Linked DNA regions of Homo sapiens: regions 2 and 3 are each linked to region 1. A link is a loop called in an ENCODE intact Hi-C map of the cell type or tissue named here. Cell type or tissue: prostate gland. All regions are shown on one strand. Each heading gives the region's core, and the rest is flanking DNA. Links, peaks and the distances in the headings are about the cores only. Region 1 has its middle 120 kb from the start of RPS6KA2-AS1. Region 2 has its middle 41 kb from the start of RPS6KA2-AS1. Region 3 has its middle 8.1 kb from the start of MIR3939.

What was found. Peaks named below come from ENCODE experiments on the same cell type or tissue, not always from the same donor. Only the 100,000 strongest peaks of a DNase experiment are listed, where the experiment ranks them.
Region 2: a loop joins it to region 1, with 7 times the contacts of the local background. A loop is called at or near these places in 9 of 110 quality-filtered maps.
Region 3: a loop joins it to region 1, with 8 times the contacts of the local background. A loop is called at or near these places in 88 of 110 quality-filtered maps.

What each region holds. Positions count from the first base shown.
Region 1 is chr6:166,783,932-166,789,408 of GRCh38, forward strand. It overlaps a transcript of RPS6KA2 not described here. Among named protein-coding and RNA genes, the nearest start is that of RPS6KA2-AS1, 120 kb to the right of the region's middle. RefSeq lists an enhancer at 1-516. In prostate gland, for the core only: a CTCF peak has its summit at 2,956 (motif pointing right); a DNase peak (open chromatin) is centred at 2,980.
Region 2 is chr6:166,860,233-166,865,709 of GRCh38, forward strand. It overlaps a transcript of RPS6KA2 not described here. Among named protein-coding and RNA genes, the nearest start is that of RPS6KA2-AS1, 41 kb to the right of the region's middle. RefSeq lists a silencer at 2,601-2,910. In prostate gland, for the core only: no CTCF peak of the experiment used is centred there; a DNase peak (open chromatin) is centred at 2,589; H3K4me3 peaks cover 1,336 bases; H3K27ac peaks cover 1,111 bases.
Region 3 is chr6:166,987,050-166,992,526 of GRCh38, forward strand. No RefSeq gene overlaps it. Among named protein-coding and RNA genes, the nearest start is that of MIR3939, 8.1 kb to the right of the region's middle. In prostate gland, for the core only: a CTCF peak has its summit at 2,763 (motif pointing left); a DNase peak (open chromatin) is centred at 1,872; H3K27ac peaks cover 1,274 bases.

The DNA of each region.
Region 1 (5,477 bases), core at 315-5,314:
CACCTACGCATCACCACATATGCACACGTGCACACCTACGCATCACCACATATGCACACGTGCACACCTACGCATCACCACATATGCACACGTGCACACCTACGCATCACCACATATGCACACGTGCACACCTACGCATCACCACATATGCACACGTGCACACCTACGCATCACCACATATGCACACGTGCACACCTACGCATCACCACATATGCACACGTGCACACCTACGCATCACCACATATGCACACGTGCACACCTACGCATAACCACATATGCACACGTGCACACCTACGCATAACCACATATGCACACGTGCACACCTACGCATAACCACATATGCACACGTGCACACCTACGCATAACCACATATGCACACGTGCACACCTACGCATAACCACATATGCACACGTGCACACCTATCTATACCACATATGCACACGTGCACACCTATGCATAACCACATATGCACACGTGCACACCTATGCAGAACCACATATGCACACGTGCACACCTATGCAGAACCACATATGCACACGTGCACACCTATGCAGAACCACATATGCACACGTGCACACCTATGCAGAACCACATATGCACACGTGCACACCTATGCAGAACCACATATGCACACGTGCACACCTATGCAGAACCACATATGCACACGTGCACACCTATGCAGAACCACATATACACACGTGCACACCTATGCAGAACCACATATACACATGTGCACACCTATCTATACCACATATATACACGTGCACACCTATGCATAACCACATATGCACACGTGCACACCTATCTATAACCACATATATACCTATGTATGCATGTCTATACATGAGACCAGAGAAGTCCCGCAGTGGTCTCCATGTCTCATCCAGGACAGAGGAAGCATTCTACCGAGTAAATTTATGAATAAGTTTGGCTTGATGAGTGCATTTGTGATGAATAATCCCTGTTTGCCTCACTTTGCATGTGCTTCCTGGCTTCTGTTGTACACGGGCTGAGCTGGGGCTGGGAGGATGGTTCTGATGTCAGGAAAATCCCCAGCTTGCCCTGGCTGTCAGGTCCTTCTTAGAGCAGGTTGTAGCTATTGGTCACTCTCTGTATACACGTGTCTGTATATGTGTAAATCTTTCTGTGTTTGCGTCTACCTATCTGTCTGCATCTTTTTAGATCTGTTTCTTTGGAGAGCACTGACTAGTACAATCCCATTTGCTTGTAAAGGCAGTCTCATTCTGAAATAAGACAATCTTCCGAATTCTTGATGTAAGCCTCTGCCTGTCTGGGACATTCCCCGGAAAGCAGGGGAGGGACTTGGCGCTTCTTCTCTTCACCCCTCATGTGCCACCCCCCACTAGGCTGCCAAGGCAGGTCACCCAGTTCTGCCGGCCTCAGTCTCCTCCCTAGGTCGCTGGCTCCAGGTTTGAAAAGATGTGTATAGGGCAGGGATTATTGGCTCTTTCAGTTTATGGGAGCTGTTGCTCCTTTCTTCTACTTACTTGAGGGTTTATTATTTTTTAAGTAATTACTTTCCATAGACAATGGACCAGAAAACACCTGAAAGATAGCGACTAAGTTCAAGGTTGCTCCACGCCAGGCATGGTGCTCCTGGTTCGAGAGCTCCACTCACGTGGTCCTTACGAGAATCTGAGCAACATGAACACCGTTTTTCAGCTGTTGAACCTAAGACTGAACAAGGTTAAATAATTTATCCAAAGTCACAAGCTAGTAGTTGCAGAGCCAGCATTTGAAGTCAGACTTAGCTGAGTCCAAGCCCGTATTCTTAAGCACCACAATTTGCTTCCAGGCATCTTGTTTCTATAAAGCACTCAATGATTTTACTACAACGATCTTATTTATATGAGACTTAAGTCATTCAAATATGTTTTTAGGACATGTTAGTATAAAGACAAGGTATTGCCAAAAAGATTTTTTACCTTTCTTCCTTTTTGTTCTAGAAGGTCAATAATGAAATCTAACAAAATAATAATAAAAATAGCAGATAATAATCAATTAAATAACATTTGGTTTTATTTTCTTTTTAAAAATCTAAGAAAAAAGGGGTTCTGACAAATGTGACCAGAAAACCATACAATTCAGATATCCTTTTTCAACAATCATTTATGGGTGTTTCTTGTTATTTGAGAAAATTGAGTTAGGAACAGTGACTCCTCCAATCCACTTACAGTATGGAAAGCTGATATCACAGTACATTTTAAGTCCTTCTGTGGTGAACAGTCTCCTTTTATTTTGCTAATCATCATGGAGCAGAACTAAATATGAACACAGGAGTGGCAGCCTGGCTCAGCCAGCCCAGAAAAATGTCTTTAAAAATGAACTTGTCTAATAAACCTTAATTCCAAATACAGAACATAAGGAAGGAGAATTTACAAATCATGGTATTAGCAGTAAGAAAAGCAAACCAGTTAAAAGGAGTTAATAGAGAATAATGATTGTTAATATGGCCATGAAAATGGGAGAAAATGGTGACAAAACTGATTATCAAAGTAGAAAAGGTAACAAAATAATTCATGAATGATATCACGGATGCAAAAAAAAAAATTCTGATTGCATCAACAAAGATTTGTAGACGGTTGGGAGTAGTATGGAAGGAAGAATGTAAAAGTATTCTTTTTTGTAATTTACTTCAAACATTGCTAGGTTAATAGATATTGCCATTTTATAGTAGTATAAACAAAAATGCTACAATTATACTTTTAAAAGATGCATACCTTCCACATCACAGGAGGAAAAAAATGCTTAAAAAAATCATCATAGCAAAAGTGAAGAAAACTGAATTATGTCATGATAAATTTTTAGTAATTGTGTAATTTAGTGCTCAAAAATAGTTTAGTTCAGGTGTTTTATGCTTAATTTTGGTTACTTTCATCAGTAGAGTAATATATATAATTCCAGTTCCACATTTTTGATCCTCATGACCACTAGAGGGCAGAAGAGAAAAGTACAAGAGGCCCGAGATAGGTCAAATGAGCCTGATGCCATTTTGCAATGTGGGTTTTAAATGGCCTTCCCAACCAGGAATTCTGATTCGTGGTAGACACAGCTATGTCGGTGTGCCAATATGTGTATAGAAAACTCAATCCAGAATTTAAATATTTTTCCTAAATTAGGCCTTAAAATATTATTTTGCATAAAATAAGATGTAAAATAAGCATGTTTATATAAAAATATTCAAATTATTTGACCCAATAACTTCTAGGAGTTTATCCAAAGATAAAGACTGATGTATGTGGATGTTTATCATAGTGTTTTTTTTATCATGATGTATAATTGAAAATTTACCTAAGTAATCAACAATAGGGGATTGTACTAATAAATTATGGTACAGCTATATGATGGAAAACTCTAGCTGCTTTTAAAAATATTTAAGTGTTTTGGGGAAAAGTTATGAAATGTTAAGAGAATATTATAAAAAGTATGATTTGATATTTATGAATTATATAAACTGTGTTGATTTAAATATAGAAACATATCTAGATACTGATGATAAAAATATAAGTCTGGCTGTGGGAGTACAGATATAGAAGTAGAAATGTTCCAAAAAAAAAGGTCACAGTTGAAAAAAATATACCCCCTGTTAAAAGTTACTGTCTCTTCTTTATTACATTTAAATTTATTTTAAGCATTTATACCCTTCACTGGGAAAACTGACTAGCCATAAGCAGAAAACTGAAACTGGACCCCTTCCTTACACCTTATATGAAAATTAACTCAAGATGGAGTAAAGACTTAGATGTAAAACCCAAAGCCATAAAAACTCTAGAAGAAAACCTAGGCAACACCATTCAGGACATGGGCATGCGCAAAAACTTCATGACTAAAACACCAAAAGCAATGGCAACAAAAGCCAAAATTGACAAATGGGATCTAATCAAACTAAAGAGCTTCTGCGCAGCAAAAGAAACTAGCATCAGACTGAACAGGCAACCTAAGGAATGGGAGAACATATTTGCAATCTACTCATCTGACAAAGGGCTAATATCCAGAATCTACAAAGAAGTTAAACAAATTTACAAAAAAAAAAAAAAAAAACCAACCCATCAAAAAGTCGGCAAAGGATATGAACCGACACTTCTCAAAAAAAGACATTTATGCAGCCAACAGACATATGAAAAAAAGCTCATCATCACTGATCATTAGGTATTATGATTAGGCAAATCAAAACCACAATGAGATACCATCTCACACTAGTCAGAATGGCAATCATTAAAAAGTCAGGAAAAAATAGATGCTGGTGAGGCTGTGGAGAAATGGGAATGCTTTTATGCTGTTGGTGGGAGTGTAACTCGGTTCAACCATTGTGGAGGACAGTGTGGCGATTCCTCAAGGATCTAGAACAAGAAATATCATTTGACCCAGCAATCCCATTACTGGGTATAGACCCAAAGGATTATAAATCATTTTACTATAAAGACACATGCACACCTATGTTTATTGCAGCACTATTTACAATAGCAAAGACATGGAACCAACCCAAATGCCCATCAATGATAGACTGGATAAAGAAAATGTGGTACATATACACCATGGAATACTATGCAGCTATAAAAAAGAATGAGATCATGTTCTTTGCAGGGACATGGATGAAGCTGGAAGCCATCATCCTCAACAAACTAACACAGAAACAGAAAACCAAATACTGCATGTTCTCATTCATAAGTGGGAGCTGAACAATGAGACCACTTGGACTCAGGGAGGGGAACATCACACACCGGGGCCTGTCCGGGGTGAGGGGCAAGGGGAGGGAGAGCATCAGGACAAATACCTAATGCATGTGGGGCTTAAAACCTAGATGACAGGTTGATAGGTACAGCAAATCATCATGACACATGTATGTATATGTACCAAACCTGCACATTCTGCACATGTATCCTGGAACTTAAAGTAAAATAAAAAATAAAAATAAAATAGGTGGGTGGAGCCAAGATGGCTGAATAGGAACAGCTCCAGTCTACAGCTCCCAGGGTGAGTGACGCAGAAGACAGGTGATTTCTGCATTTCCATCTGAGGTACCAGGTTCATCTCACTAGGGAGTGCCAGACAGCGGGCACAGGACAGCGGGTGCAGCATACCGTGCGCGAGCTGAAGCAGGGCGAGGCATTACCTCACTCGGGAAGTGCAAGGGGTCAGGGAGTTCCCTTTCCTAGTCAAAGAAAGGGGTGACACACGGCACCTGGAAAATCGGGTCACTCCCACCCTAATACTGCACTTTTCCCACGGCCTTAAAAAACAGCGCACCAGGAGATTATATCCCACACCTGGCTCGGAGGGTCCTACGCCCACGGAGTCTCGCTGATTGCTAGCACAGCAGTCTAAGATCAAACTGCAAGGCTGCATCGAGGCTGGGGGAGGGGCGCCCGCCATTGCCCAGGTTTGATTAGGTAAACAAAGCAGCTGGGAAGCTCGAACTGGGTGGAGTCCACCACAGCTCAAGGAGGCCGGCCTGC
Region 2 (5,477 bases), core at 139-5,138, 76 kb after region 1:
TTTAACACTGTCCATACTCCACCAGCTGTGCTCTCCTGAAAAAATTCAGCTAAGAAGCCTGAAAAAAATTTATTTTGCTTCAAGAGCTATTTAATGTATCCAATTTTCCTCAAAACCTTTACCATCTGCCCTCTCCTGGGGCTGGCAAGGCAGGGCAGACCATCAGTCAACTCGGCTCCAAATTCTTGCCACTTGCAAGTGCTTTCTAGGCTCATGGCATGGTTTTCAAATCATGGGAATCTATTCATTGCTGATCCATTTATGAGCGATTTGAGAAATATGTGAAACACAAGCTGCTCCTCATGGCTTTGGTCACTGGAAATAATGTAAAGACCAGGGTCCCACCTGGAATTGTAAAGCCCCTGGCCCCCTCTCTCCCATCCTTTCTGAGCCCAGGGCGGAATCCTCCCTCTGGACAAGCCCTTCATTCGTGAGGGCTGAGCACCTTACAGCTTCAGCACAAGCCAATGTGCTGACGATGACCAGCTGGGCTATAGGAAGCACTAGTAAATGAGAAAAGAACTTCTAGCTGATCACTTGCTCGTTCACTAATTCAATATTTAGAAAAATTGAATCTCTCTCTCTCTCAAAAAAAGTAGACTTGAAATGGCAACCGCAGTAAGGGAATGGATCTTTCCAAGGCACCATCCTCAACACCAAGAACAACCCCATGTACAAACAGAAGAATCAGTAACAGTAGGGAGCCCTGGTGTCATCCTTCTCCCACCCCAGGTACTTTCCATGAGCAGCAGTATCTGGGCTGTTCCATCTAAAACAAATGGACTTCAATGTCCGTGCTATGCCCAACAGTCTCTGCTAAACATCAATACATATGTCGAGCATTATTTAGCTTGGCTTTCCAAGAAAACTATTCAATATGAAGCATTCAGTAAATTCTCTTCTAAAACAGAATCTCTCATTCAGTTCAAAGGTATGTTATGTGACTATCTCAAGACGTACATATAAGAATAAATAAAATTTAAAATAGCATTGAATTTATAAGTACAGTGCTGGGAGTAGGAGATAGGCAAAAATTAAATTGGACTTTGAGGAGGTTTGGTGAGTGATTACAAATGAGCCATGTTTAAATGCCATTTGAGTTGCTATAAACACAGAACAGGTATATCTAATAATTTAGTAGACGTTAATAAATTTGGGGAACTTTCTCTTCTAGGAAAATGTATGTTGACCATCTCCAATTCAAATGGAGCAAATCAGATTCCGTGGAGCAGAGGTTTGCGTGTCCCCAGGGAAGCATGGAGTGAAAAACTCTCAGCAGTGATTCCTGCACACCCACCAGCCCTGGGACGGGCAAGGAACACTTTGATTTCATTATCTTTTCTGTTTATCTTTAATCACACCTCTTTATCTGACCATTCATCCTTTTAAGGTTGCATTATCTTTTTTCGTTTAAGATCACATTATCTTTATGCTCTCTGTTCCTTGATTCATCATTGATTTTTGCCTTCTGGTTTCATCTTTCACTGTAGCAAATGGAAGGCTTCTAATTTAAAGCCACTTGTTGAAGGAAAATCAAACTGATGCAGATTAGTTTGGAAACGGGAATACTTTAAGACTTACATAGACTTTAAGAAGCATCCTGAAGTTTCCTTAAGGGCAACAATTTGTTTCTTGTACTCATTATCATTTATGTATTTACACCACACACAATGCCGTGCGTGTATACACACGCAATGTTTATCCATGTGCATACACAACGCAACATATACATCCACACACACTGGATAGCCAACTCTCTGACCCATCATAGTCACCTAATGGACATGAACTGATTATAGTAAATGAGCAATGCATTGGCTGCAGAGTTCGGATTCTTGAGGATGCTGTGAAAAGTGCGTTCTCTCCTGCACTCACCTCTATTTCCATAGGCTCCACCTCGATCTTTTTCCATAGTTCCAGCAACTGTGCGATTGGCATTTTTAAACTTTCCTTTTCTGCTGGTCGAGTATTGATAGTAGGAAAGGAAATAAACAGAGGCTCGGACCGGCACAGGGGGACGGCCAGACGGGATGTCGGAAGCCAAGGGACGCAGAGGCCGGCGGGTGGCGGCGATGGAGAGGACAGATCCGGCTCCCAGAGGAGGTCGTGAGCGCGGGGCCTGCGCCGGCCGGAGGAGGGACCCGGGGGGCTGCAATATGGCTGCTCGGGCGCCGTCCCCTCCCTGCCAAGCCAGGGCTCTGGGGAGCTGCTGCCGCTTCCCGCTCGGGCTGGGGCGAGGAAAGGAGGGGACGGCGCTGCGGCTTCGGAATCTGTACTGCGACTTTGGCAGAGTAAACGCTGCACTTGCAGCTTCGAATTGAATTTCCTGCCTCTCCCCCCTCCCTTCCCTGGCCACGCTCTTCCCTCCTCCCCTCACTATTTTACCTTAATTGGCTCTAAACGAGGGTGAAAGTTGAGTCTGAGGATGCCGCTGCCATAGAAACTGCATAGCAACCAAGGGCTGGGGAGGCGGGGGGGGGGGGCGGCAGGTCTTTCCCCCCCACCCCCAGCACGCGCACACCCTTCCCCACCTCCCCAGCCCGCCGCGCCTCCCCGGAGACCCACACCGCCACCTCCCGCCGCAGAACGGGAGGGACAGGAACACGGACGGAGGGACCGGGACGAGGGGAGGGCTCCACGCAGCACAGCTGCTTTCCTGCGGAGCGTTCAGGAGACTCGGGCACCTCTGGAAGCGCTGCGGACTGAGCTGCCCGCGGCTGCCCCCGCCCCGAGGGCCGGGACAGCACCTCAGGAGAAGAGGGACGAAGAGGGACGACAGACAAATAGCTGGGGAGAGGCGGGGGGGGGCGGCCCGTGGGGTCCGCTGGGCCCTACCCAGCCCTGCCCGGAGCTGCCCGAAACAGCACTCAGGCCTCTGCGGGCCAGGATGAAAGGCACGTGGGCCGCTGGGGCTCCCAGTGGCAGGGCCCGAGGGACAGAAACATTAATTCAAACAACGTGTATCCTGCCCCTCAGCTCCTTCAGGTCTCCACCCCGTCCTATTTCACAGGTGACAAAGTCCTGAGGCTCAGAGAAGGAACCCCCGAAGACACAGCCAGGCGCCTGCGGGAGAGCAAGGCCTCCTGGGCCACCGCTCCTTGGAAAGGAACCAGGGGAAAATTCCCCTCCCTGTTTCCCTTTTTTGGGTTGTGGAGTGGGGGGATCTCTCTTGCCTCCCTCCTTACTCCCTTCTGTCCTGGATAATGAAAGGTGCGTGCGGGTGAAAGACATATTCATTTCTCCAATCGTCCAAGTGCTAATCCTGAAGCATTATGGTTCCCTCTTTTAGGAAAGGGTGTTAAAGTTAACACAATTTAATGCTGCTTTGGGAGTAAGTGTATTCATTTCTATAGCAAATTCCTTTATCTTTGAGAGAAATATCTTTTTAAAAATAGCTTAATGTTCTCCAAAATTATCAATCCCTTTTTCTTTTTCGACTTTATGCAATCACTAAGAAATTCAATTCACTGGAAAAAAAGAAAAACCCAAATCCCAGATACTTTGTATCTCATAGCAAAGTAGAGTCCAAAGTTAACAGAGGGGTTCTGTACTTGGTGTTGATTTATGACAGTCACTTTATCTTTCTACAAAATTAGGCCAGAAGGACCTTTAAAATCAATTGCATTCAGAATTTTAAAAATAGCAATATTGTTCGTTTTCAAATTGGAGATTCTGTGATTGACAGAGCAGAGTGAAGGTTTTCTTGTGTTAACAATCATAAGGTGATTTTGTACATGCTGTAAAAGGTCACAGATTAAAAACAGACAAAGCCAGGGTGGTGGCTCATGCCTGTAATCCCAGCACTTTGGGAGGCCAAGGCGGGCGGATCACCTGAGGCGGGAGTTCGAGACCAGCCTGGCCAACACGGTGAAACCCCGTCTCTACTAAAAATACAAACTTAGCCGGGCGTGGTATCGCATGCCTGTAACCCCAGCTACTAGGGACGCTGAGGCAGGGGAATTGCTTTAACCCAGGGGGCGGAAGTTGCAGTGAGCGGAGATCACGCCACTGCACTCCAGCCTGGGCAACAGCGCGAGACTCTGTCTCAAAAAAAAAAAAATGGTTTTTGGTTTTTCTGTAAAAAAGCTAGGAGAGTCACTCATAAAAGACAGTGAAGAGATGTCAAGAATCTTTAATCTGATGGTAAAAATGTGGACTCCTGAAGGCAATGGGAAAGAAATGAACTCAGATTCTTTACTGTGTATTTACAAAGACTCCAGCTTCTGGAAGTTTCCACAAGTGCTCTGTTGTGGAAGAAGGAAATAGAGGTCCTTTATATGAGGGAGGAAAAGTCCTTTGGACGGGCTGTCTTGTGATTGGCAGTGTGTCCTAGGAAACTTGAGGGAAGCCCAGCTCCTGGGAGGCCATGGGTGAACAGCCTGCCAGAGTCCCTAGCAAAAAAGAGCTCATTTTAAGGGGTATCTTAGGAATTGCTGAAAATGTGGCTCATAATTTAGCATGGTGTTTTTTTTAACTATGCAAATATGACACTAATCAACAGACTGCACATTATTTGGGCATCTCACAGGCAAGCAGAGAGCCTGGAGAGATGAAGCGATCACCAGGGAGTGAGACGAGAGTTCATGTGGCCAGGGCTCTGGGCTGGAATTCCCACACTTACTCCCTGCACTGCTGCCTTGTAAAACACCTACGGGGTCCTCCCAAAGCAGAAACCTCCCGGATGGGTTCCTTTCCATCAGCTTTTTACATGCAAGGCACTCCCAGGGCTGCTGCCCACCAAGATGCAGTACCAGGTGTGCCAGACACTGGGGAAGGGGACCTGGAAACAGCCAGAAAATAAAACAAAATAAAATGCAACAAACTGAAATCTTCAAAAGGTGATATTGATCTGGGAAAACAGCCCCACTTATAAAGTTTGTGTTGGGAAAGGTAAACAATTAGAGGTAAGAAGGAATAATTTTTCTGAAAGGAAATAATGATTACATTTAAATACCTACGAAGATAAAGATTCAAATAAAGAACCCAGGAAATTAGATGCGTTGGAATTAAAATGTTCAAATAAATCCCAAGAAAACTTGAACAATCTTTTTCTTTCTTTCTTTTTTTTGAGACAGGGTGTCACTTTGTCACCCAGACTGTAGTGTAGTGGCACGATCTCAGCTTACTGCCTTCTCGACTTCCTGGGCTCAAGAGATCCACCCTAGCCTCCCAAGTAGCTAGGACCACAGGCGCATACCACCACACCACTCATTTTTGTGTGTGCGTGTGTTTTCTGTAGAGACAGGGTTTTGCCATGTTGCCCCGGCTGGTCTCAAACTCTTGAACTCAGGCAATCTGCCGGCTTCGGCCTCCCAGAGTGCTGGGATTACAGGCTTGAGTCATTCGGCCCGGCCTGAACAACACTTTCAACAGAACACCACCTGAAAAAGCTATTTCTGAGATATTCACCTCCAAAGCATCAATTTCTAAGAAGAACTGTTGAAGCAGCCTTGCTGAAAATGGGTCCTTAATGAACC
Region 3 (5,477 bases), core at 216-5,215, 200 kb after region 1:
AAATTGATCAATAGATAAAGTTAATATGGCAAAATTGTGACAACTGGTGTATCTGAATAAATAGGTCTTTGTAGTATTCTTGCCATTTTTCCTTTAAGTTTGAAGTTTTTTCAAAATAAAACGTTTTTTAAAAAACCCTCCAACAGCTAACGTTACCTGGGTTATTAAGTCTAATAAACATGACTGACTTGCCCAAAGTCATATAGAACATTAATGTTTGGTCCAAAGCTGTCATGACACCTTGAAGTAGCCTTTTCTGAAAATGTTTAAATTTCTTTAAAATTTCTTGTGATCAAATTAATGTGTGAATATTTTTTATATCTAAAAAATAATGTTACGCGTAAACTTTGAAATTAAAAACTAACTTGGTATTTTGTTTGGGCCTGATAATTCCTGGCCGTAGGGGCTGTTCTGCACAGTGTAGGGTGTGTAGCGGTATCTCTGGGCTCTGCCAACTAGATGCCTGTAGCAGAGTGTCCCTCCCCCTACCCACAATCAAAATGTCTCCAGACCTTGTCAGATGTCCCCGGGGGAGGGCAAAATCGCCCCAATAAAGAACCACATTTCTAGAGTCAGTGTGATATAACAAAGTCAAAAGGGAAAAGAAGGCTGGTCACAGTGGCTAAGGTGACAAGGTCGCTTGAGCCCAGGAGTTCAAGGCTGCAGTGAGTCATGTTTGCACTACTGTGCTCCAGCCTGGGTGACAGAGTAAGACTCCTTCTCAAAAAAAAAAAAAAAAAAAAGGAAAAAAGAGATAAAGAGGCCGGCAATATGTGCAATATACATACATATGAAAAAAAATTTAAAGAGACCAAGGGTTTTTCCAATGGGTATATCCCAAACTTTGTCTTGTGTGTGTGTTTAATCCTTTTGTGCTCTTAGAGTTATTATCAGTCAAATATTCTATTTGACACACATTTTAGAGAATGAGTTTATAACCATTTTTGGAATTTAAATAGTACTGCCATCTAATGGTGTTAATCAATTAATTCCAGCCCTGATACACTGGCCAGATTCTGAGGCTGAATGTCAGATACTGAAGTAATGGGAGTTAAAACAGTGAGTCAAAACAGCGAGTTAACCACAAATCAAAGTAGTTCTTCAAGAAGGAGCAGTACAGAGCTTCCGACACACTGAGAATGTGCATTTCCAAGGTTTGAACGTACCATATATGGCTATGGTACCAGGCCTATGGCTTTTGAACCAATGAATTTTTTGTATACATGCACTTAGCAACACAATAATTACATTTATAAAGGGGGCTAGGCATTGTAAAGCTAAATAAATAACAAAATCCTCAGAGAATTAGTAAAAGAAAAACACTTTCATATTGTTCTCAGCATTTATTTTAAAACACCTAATTTGAAGGTATCAATTAACATAGCCAATTAACTGATAATATTAGCTATCCGTTTTCCCTCTAAAGCAGCCTTGTTGTCTGGGATATCAGCTGAGGTTTTTTGTCTCATGGCCACAGAAATGAAGAATGCAGACACACAAAGGGTGAAGTTAGAGAAGTGTAATAGGCAAAAGGAAAAGGACAGCTCTCTCTCACAGAGAGAGGTCCCAGACGGGTTGCCGTGCTGCAGTAAAATGGAGGGTTTTTATCAACGAGCTAGTAGGGAGCGGGTATCTTATCTACATAGGGCATGAAAACCTGGTTAGGACCAGGTGTGTCATCTGTATAGAGTGGAATCTCTGGCAGCCCCTACCCCATTCTTTTATCATGCAGGCAGGCTCTTAGCTTGGGCGACTCCACACTGCCTTTCTCCTTCCACCTTGCATGTGCTAACAAGAATAGGGGGAGTTTCCATGCCTTGTCCTGGGTACCTCCTTGCAGCTGCAGGCATTTCCCCCACCCCACCATGCAAGCTTCTAGCTAACCTTAGTGTGTCCCTGTCCAAAAAAGGGGAAAGGAATGTGCTCATTAAAGCCTACTGTTTTTACTGGGACCCATTTATGTAAGTTTGGTGACTACCCAAGAAACTCTCCCTCTGTGCCGGAGATGCTTATCTACATTATACAGTCCAATCTTCCAGGCTGCTCTTTGTTAAAAGAGAAGTGATTTATTTGGACTGCCTGTGGTTAGAATGGAAGTAATTTCTGAGCTGTTTTTTGTCAGAAGAAAAGCTTTTGTCAGGGACTCTTTCACCCTATCTACCTACCTAAATTATTTCTATCTCCTGTATTGCCTCTACCCATCTTAGTTCTCTGGCTGAGGTCCTGTAAATTAGACTGGCCAAAGACAGGTTTGTAGCCACAGACAAAACCCCTCAGACACCGAGTTGTAGAAGGAAGGGCTTTATTCAGCTGGGAGCATCAGCAGACTCACGTCTCCAAAAACCGAGCTCCCCAAGTGAGCAATTCCTTTCCCTCTTAAGGGCTTACAACTCTAAGGGGGTCCACATGAGAGTGTCATGATCGATTGAGCAAGCAGTGGGTATGTGATTGGGGGCTGCATGCACTGGTAATTACAATGGAACAGAACAGGACAGGGATTTTCACCGTGTTTTTCTTTTTCTATAAAATGTCTGTAATCTATAGGTAACATAACCGATTAGGTCAGGGGTTGATCATTAACTAGCATGTCCTGCCTTTAGGCAAAGAAAGGGAAGGCAGAGTTTTTCTTTTATTTGTTTCTTCTCAATCGTCTTCAGCTCAAAATAATCCTTATGCCAAAGAAGCATATGTTAGGGTGGCATATTCTGGTGTAACATCTTTGTCTCAGCAGGCAGTGAAAAATAATTTAAAAAGCCACCTTCTCTGCCTGCTGCACACTGCCCCTTGGTGGCCATCATTTTAACTGTCTTTGGTAAAGGTAGCTTTTCTTTTTTTTGCTTTGAGACGGAGTTTCGCTCTTACTGCCCAGGCTGGAGTGCAATGGCACATCTCGGCTCACTGCAACTTCCACCTCCCCAGTTCAAGCGATTCTCCTGCCTCAGCTTCCCGAGTAGCTGCAATTACAGGCGCCTGCCACCACACCCAGCTAATTTTTGTATTTTTAGCAGACGGGGGTGTTTCACCATGTTGGCCAGGGTGGTCTTGAACTCCCGACCTCAGATGATCCACCCGCCTAGGCCTCCCAAAGTGCTGGGATTACAGGTGTGAGCCACCATGCCCAGCCCAGAATGACCTTTGCTATCTCTTGCCTTCTGCATCTCTTCATTCAATCATTTTCTCTTAGTTTAATTCTAGTCAATTAAATTAAATTCTATAAATATTGAGAGAAAGCAAAATATCATGAAAAGAACATGAGCTGAAAACCAAATAGACTTGGGTGGTTCATCTCAGCTGCTAGCTGTGTGTCTGTGGGCATACTACCTAGCTTATTGGAACACTGTCTCATCTGTAAAATGGAGTTGTTTAAAAATAACTCAACATGCTCAGATCATGGAGAAAATGAAATTAGGTTGTATATTCAAAACAACTAATAATAGTTAATATTTTTATTATGTTATGATTGGGATTTTGAATACAATCTACTATCTAGCTATACATATTCACATCTACGGAGATTTTTATCCTAATTTACAAACAGAAAACTGAGGCAGAGAGACATTAGCTAACTTCCTGTGGTTAACATAACTAGTAAGTGGATTTGAACCCATGTAATGTGGCTGTAAAGTCCATGCTTTTAACCACTACACACAACCTGGTAAATCCTTGTTGAAATAAGAAAGCAATTTCAGTAAGTTGTACTGTACCAAAAGAAATGTGGAATTCATCTCTTTTCCCAACATGCTACTATCTTTTGAACATTTAAAAAAACTAATAGGCCATTGAGAACCTTATTTATTCACCACTACCTAAACTATCCTGATCTTTATGGGAACAGAATAGATGACTTCAATGAGAAGGCATTAATATTACTGAGTGCAGACTGAAAGACTATCTCGATGATTAACGACACATTTTCATTTTTTTTTTTTTTTTTTGAGATGGAGTCTCATTCTTGTTGCCCAGGCTGCAGTGCGGTGGCGTGATCTTGGCTCACTGCAACCTCCGTCTCCCAGGTTTCAAGTGATTCTCCTGCCTCAGCCTCCTGAGTAGTTGGGATTATAGGCACGCGCCACCACTCCCAGCTATTTTTTTGTATTTTTAGTAAAGATGGGGTTTCACCATGATGGTCAGGCTGGTCTGGAACTCCTGACATCGTGATCCACCCACCTCAGCCTCCCAAAGTGCTGGGATTACAGGCATGAGCCACCATGCCTGGCCTTCAATTTTTAACATTTAAGAAAAAGTGACATTCCAAGAATATGCAAGTGGAAAGCCAGAAAGCATTTCCCCTATCCTATCCTGAGTTTATTCTCATAAGAATCTAGTTGTTTAAAAACTAAGTTACTGGAACATATTTGTGATTAATTTTATGTGTCAACTTGACTGGGCCATAGAGTGCCCAGATACTTGCTGAAACATTATCCTGGGTGTGTGTATGAGGGTGTTTTGGGATGAGATTAACATTTAAATGGATAGCCTGAGTAAAGCAAATTGACCTCCCTAACATATGAGTGAGTCTCATCCAATCAGTTAGAAGCCTGAATAAAACAAAAAAACTGATCCTCCCTGAGTAAGAAAGAATCTCTCCTGCCTTCTGATCTTTTGACTGGGACATCAGCTTGTTTCTTGCCTTCAGACTCAGATTGAAACACTGACTCTTCCTGGATTTCAAGCCTGCTAGCCTCTGGTCAGGAACTATGCCATCAGTTCTCCTGGGTCTCCAGCTTGCTGGCTCATCCTGTAGACTTGCCAGCCTCAGTGATCTTGTGAGTCAGTTCCTTATATGAATCTCCTTATATATATACCCGTATACATACATATATCGTATTGGTTCTGTTTCTTTGGTAAACCCTAATACAATATTTATATTTCTTTGTTTTTTTTTTTAGACAGGGTCCCACTCTATCTCCCAGGTGGGAGTGCAGTGGCGAGATCATGGCTCACTGCAGCCTCAACCTCCCAGGCTCAAGTGATCCTCCCACCTCAGCCTCCTGAGTAACTGGGACTACAGGCCATGCCATCACGCTTGGCTAATTTTTGTATTTTGTGTAGAGAGGGGTTTTGCCATGTTACCCAGGCTGGTTTTGAACTCCTGAGTTCAAGCAATCTGCCCACCTCACCCTCCCGAAGTGTTGGGATTACAGGTGTGAGCCACCGCCCCGGCCAATATTTATATTTCTCAGACGCATCCTCTTTTTTCCATGTTCACTTGTGCAATTTTAGTTGATGTCCTTCTTCTTTCCTGGACTATTGGAATAATTTCCTTGTTCCAGTGTCAGTACATCCAATTCACCCATCCCCTCCTTGCTTCTGGAGTGCTCTTTCTAAATACAAATAGGCTAATGACATTTTGCTTTTAAACTTGTTTAGCACGCTATTTCACACCTTCAAGATGAAAGTCAAATTCATTAGATTGGTGGATAAAGTCCTTCCCAATCCAGTCATTTCTTCATCTCCAGCCACGCCACACTACCTGC